2 separate regions of the Homo sapiens genome follow, and region 2 is linked to region 1. A link is an interaction called in ENCODE POLR2A ChIA-PET data of the cell type or tissue named here. Cell type or tissue: A673. All regions are shown on one strand.

The links. ChIA-PET counts read pairs that join two places held together with the same protein. Peaks named below come from ENCODE experiments on the same cell type or tissue, not always from the same donor. Only the 100,000 strongest peaks of a DNase experiment are listed, where the experiment ranks them.
Region 2: POLR2A ChIA-PET joins it to region 1 with 7 read pairs; 8 of 35 experiments call an interaction of 5 or more read pairs at or near these places.

What each region holds. Positions count from the first base shown.
Region 1 is chr16:84,646,675-84,649,174 of GRCh38, reverse strand. KLHL36 (kelch like family member 36) reads right to left here and starts at 664. Exons shown (of 5, transcript NM_024731.4): 1 at 526-664. All of the region lies in intron 2 of LOC105371376 (a long non-coding RNA gene), which reads left to right. RefSeq lists silencers at 91-370, 581-770, 831-1,000. In A673, no CTCF peak of the experiment used is centred here; DNase peaks (open chromatin) are centred at 684 and 1,494; H3K4me3 peaks cover 1,088 bases.
Region 2 is chr16:84,745,491-84,747,990 of GRCh38, reverse strand. USP10 (ubiquitin specific peptidase 10) reads right to left here. Exons shown (of 14, transcript NM_005153.3): 4 at 2,318-2,500. Among named protein-coding and RNA genes, the nearest start is that of USP10, 47 kb to the right of the region's middle. In A673, a CTCF peak has its summit at 973 (motif pointing left); no DNase peak of the experiment used is centred here.

The DNA of each region.
Region 1 (2,500 bases):
AGTGACAATCCCAGGTCACTGGAAAAGGTCTTCCAGTAAACATGGGACCGCAGGCCCCGTCCGGCCGGGGGTTTCCCAGAGCGCCTCCTCCCCAAGCTCCCTCCCGACCTCAGCGTTGGAGAAAGCGACGCTGCTGACACCGGCTCGCCGGCGGGGTCTCCGGGGACGCCGCTGTCGTTCGCTCGGACCCCGCAGCCCAGGCGGAACTCAGCGCAACGGCCGCCCAGCAGGCTCCAGCCGGCGGCGAGGAGGCGGAGTCGGGACGGCCCGGGGCGGGGGCCACTCACCTGCCACGCGCGGGGCGGTCCGCACAGGCCGCACCTGTGTCACCTGCGGGGGCGGCGGCCCCTCCCCCGGCCGCGGCGCCCCCACTCGCCCACCCGCCCGCCCCGGCACCAAGGGGCGCAGGGGGGTCGCGGCTCGCGGTGGCCGGGGACCCTCCCGATCTCCGCCAGCTCCCCGCCCCGGCCGGGCGCGGCTTCCTGGCGGTCCCGGGCTGGAGGGTGGGCGCGCGCGGAGGCCCACCTGGCAGGACGCGCTACGGACGCGGCGGGGACAGCCCCGGCGGCGGGGCCGGGCGGTCGGGGCGGCGGGGCCCGGGTTCAGGAGACCCCCGGCCAGCCCGCTGCGCAGCCATGGCTCCGCCAGGAAGTGCGAGGCCGAGGGCGGAGGCGGCGCGCGCGGCCAATGGCGGCGGCCGCGGGGAGGCGGGGCCGGGCGGCGCGGGGCGGGGCCTGCGGCTGAGGGCGGGACGCGGGGGCCGTGGGGTGAGCTCGCAGGGTGGACGCCCCCCTCGTCCGCGCCCCGGGGATCCCCGGTGTCCACCCCACCACGACGCCCGACTCCGTCCCTTCAAAGGCAGGCCCCAGCCCCGCCGCGCGAAATGCTCCCTGGTGCCACCCACCGTCACGGACGCAGGGCCACGGCGGGGACCAGACACGCAGGGTCCCGGGCCTCGAGGCACCGACGCGTGCGCTGGGAGCTCTTTGCTGGCCCAGAGTCGCCGGGACGGGCACCGCGCCTCTCGCCTCCTTCCGGGCTGAGCGGGAGCGTCCCTGCGGCCACCCTGCGGCGAGGCCTTTGCTGACCGCTCTGCTCGAAGTCACAGCCCCTCTCTCTGCACCCAACTTCCAACCCCATGCTTCACTTGAGCTCTTATCAGCGTCTAATATTCCAAATAATGTACTAGTTTATTCGGTTTATTGTCTCTCCTCCCTACCAGAAGCCCTCCAGGGCAGGGTTTACTGTTAGTTCTATTCCTGACTGGGTCGTCGCCAAGACTGGCACACAGTAGGTGCTCAGTAAATGTGTATGGAATGAATGAATGTAACCTTCATCGATCCATCTATCAATTGTCACACTTCGCTCATGCTACAGCGGGATGAACCTTGGAGATGTAATACTTAGTGAAAGAAGCCAGACACAAAAGACCACACACTGTATGATTCCGTGTATGTGAAATGTCCGGAACAAGCCAATCCATAGAGACAGAAAGTAGATGAGTGGTTGCCAGGGGCGGGGAGTTGCTGGAGTGGGAAATGGCTGCTGAAGGATCAGCGATTTCTTTTGTGTAGTGCTCACTACAGCCTCCACCTCCCAGGCTCAAGTGATCCTCCTGCCTCAGTCTTTCATGCAGCTGAGACCACAGGTGCCGGCTGCCACACCTGGCTATTTTTTTTTCTTTGATTTTTATAGAGACAGGGTTTCAGTTTGTTGTCCAAGCTGGTCTTGAACCCCTGGGCTCAAGCGATCCTCGTGCCTCGGTATCCCAAAGTGCTGGGATGACATGTGTGAGCCAGCACACCCAGCCCACTTACAGGATCTTTATTTTTTAATTATTTATTTATTTATTTTATTTATTTATTTATTTATTTTTTTTCTTTTTTTTTTTGAGACGGAGTCTCGCTCTGTCGCCCAGGCTGGAGTGCAGTGGCGGGATCTCGGCTCACTGCAAGCTCCGCCTCCCGGGTTCACGCCATTCTCCTGCCTCAGCCTCCCAAGTAGCTGGGACTACAGGCGTCCACCACCTCGCCCGGCTAATTTTTTGTATTTTTAGTAGAGACGGGGTTTCACCGTGTTAGCCGGGATGGTTATTTATTTTTTTGAGACAGAGTCTTTCTGTCACCCCGGCTAGAGTGCAACGGCTCAATCTCAACTCACTGAAATCTCCACTTCCTGGATTCAAGCGATTCTCCTGCCTCAGCCTCCTGAGTAGCTGGGATTACAGGCGCCCACCACCACGCCTGGCTAATTTTTGTATTTTTAGTAGAGATGGGGTTCACCATATTGGCCAGGATGGTCTCAAACTGCTGACCTCGGGTGATCTGCCTGCCTCAGGCTCCCAAAGTGCTGGGATTACAGGTGTGAGCCAAGGATCTTTAAATGATGTTCTCACTGACTGGATTGCTGTCCCCCATCTCTCTCTCTCTCTCTCCCCTTTTCTTTGGGGACTGTACACATTCACCCTGCCAAGCCTTACTTGCCTGTCTTTGACCCTTCC
Region 2 (2,500 bases), 99 kb before region 1:
TTAGTAGAGACGGGGTTTCACCGTGTTAGCCAGGATGGTCTCGATCTCCTGACCTTGTCATCCACCTACAGTATCAGTCCTTGCAATAAATACATTCTGAAAGCTGTATTCAAGAAATCGCCTGGCCTGAGTGCGGTGGCCCACACCTGGAATCCCAACACTTTGGGAGGCTGAAGCGAGCAGATCACTTGAGGTCAGGAGTTTGAGGCCAGCCTGGGCAGCATGGTGAAACCCCATTTCTACTAAAAATACAAAAAAAGATAGCCAGACATTGTGGCATGTGCCTGTAATCCCAGCTACTTGGGAGGCCGAGGCAGGAGAATCACTTGAACCCAGGAGGCGGAGGTTGTAGTGAGCCAAGATCGTGCCTCCTGCACTACAGCCTGAGCAACAGAGTGAGACTGCATCTCAAAAAAAAAAAAAAAAAAAAAAAAAATCACCTGGCTTTAAAAAATATATATGAAGCCCAAAATAACGACGTCTGGCCTATCATTTGCTCATTTAAGAGAACTTCAGAACAACAAGAGTACCTGAGATAATGTATTTTGTATAAGGAATAAAATACTCTTAAAAATATATATACATTGCTTGCTATCACCCTATTGCCACCCAAAGAATGTGTTTTATTTTTTACACAATTCTGACCATCCATCGAAGGGTGTGCATTTGGCAGCTTGCTGCTACATCCTGGTAATGAAGGGTGTCAGGTGTTCCAAAAGGTCACATCAGAAAGTATTACAGAAAGCCTAAACCAAACAGCTTATTTTAACTTGGCTACTAGGGTGACAATCTGAAGATCTGGTCACCAGGCTTGGTGGAATCCAACCTGATGACACAGCTTCTGCTTCTTAGGTACGTACAGTCACGCGCGGCGTAACATTTCGGTCAACAATGAGCCGCACGTATGATGGTCCCACAAGATTCTAGTGGAACTGAAACGTCCTGCCGCCTAGTGGCGTCTTGATGCTCCTGACCCTGTGCAGGCCCAGGCTAATGTTTGTGTCTTACTTTTTAAGTTTAAAAAGTTAAAAACAATTTTTAATATGAAAAAGCTTATAGGAAAGTAAGAATAAAAAGGAAGAAAATATTTTTGTATAGCTGTAGTGTGTGTTTTAAGCTAAATGTTCTCATGAAAGAGTCAAAAAGTTTAGAATTTTTAATTTAAAAGTAAAATAAAACGTAAAAAAGTTACAGTAGGTTAAGGTTAATTTCTTATTGAGGAAAAATTTGTAAATCAACGTAGTACAGCCTAAGTGTTGACTGTTTATAAAACTCGGCTTTGCTCAGTACTGTCCTGGGCCTTCACATTCACTCAGCACTCATCACTGACCCATCCAGAGCCACTCCAGTCTTGCAAGCTCCATTCACGGTGAGTGCTCTATACAGGTGAAGCACTTTTCATCCTTTATACCATATCTGTACTATATTTTTTCTATGTCTAAATGTGTTCAGGCACACAAATACTTAGCACTGTGTTACAACTGCCTACAGTATTCAGTAGTAACACGCTGGACAGGTTTGCAGCCCGGGAGTAATAGGCTGCACCACCAGCCTAAGGCTCTACCACCTGTATTTGTGTAGTACTCTCTGATGTTAACACGCACATCTCGGAACACATATCCATCTTAGTTAAGCAACACGTGGCTATGTGAGGACACATACCTCTTTCATACCCTGCTGCATTTCTGACTTCCTACTGTAACTTTTTAAAAACAATCTGTGAATTATGCAGCTTTCTATTTTTATTGTGAATTGTTTCTACTTTGGAGCCTTAGCACTCTAAAATAAAACATTAACTTTGGGCTGAACCCTTAACATTTTTTTTCTCTTCAAGAGCTGACCTTGGTGTATCAAAATTCTGAATAAAATCCATTTACTCAATCCAAAAAAAAAAAACCATGTTATTTCACAAAATGATTTCTTGTATCTTAAGAAATATAAAAAAGGAGCACACAGTGAGTACAAATCAGGATTATCATACCAAAGGTATATCACAGAAAAAGTCCATTATACATTCATACCGTGGAGCAGAATTACTTGAACAAAAGGCAAGAAATGGAAATGTAACTTGTCAACAGAAAAGAACTGCTAACAGACATGGATCTTTCACTTAACATAAAGTTACGACAACCCTCTCCTCCCATTTGTTTCTATATTATCTTACTTTTAGAGAACATTTAAGACATAGGCATCCTTCAGACGTTGCTATTAACACACAGGTAATCTGCCATTGTTATGGGTAACACCACAGTCTATAAGCCCAGTTGATGAGGTCTGCTCCCATCTTCACTCTAGATTTGTATCTTTTCAACTATACCTGCAATCTTTATGGCTACAGGATCCTCTGAAACCGGAACAAGCCCTTCTTTGACTTCAACCTGCTTTTCAGAAACCAGGGGAGATATGGCGGGAGGGGAATACTTAGTTTCCACATAGGCCACCGGCGAGGAGGAAGAGGGCTTAGAATCATGAAAGAGGCTGGCCCAGGACTTGGGCTGGC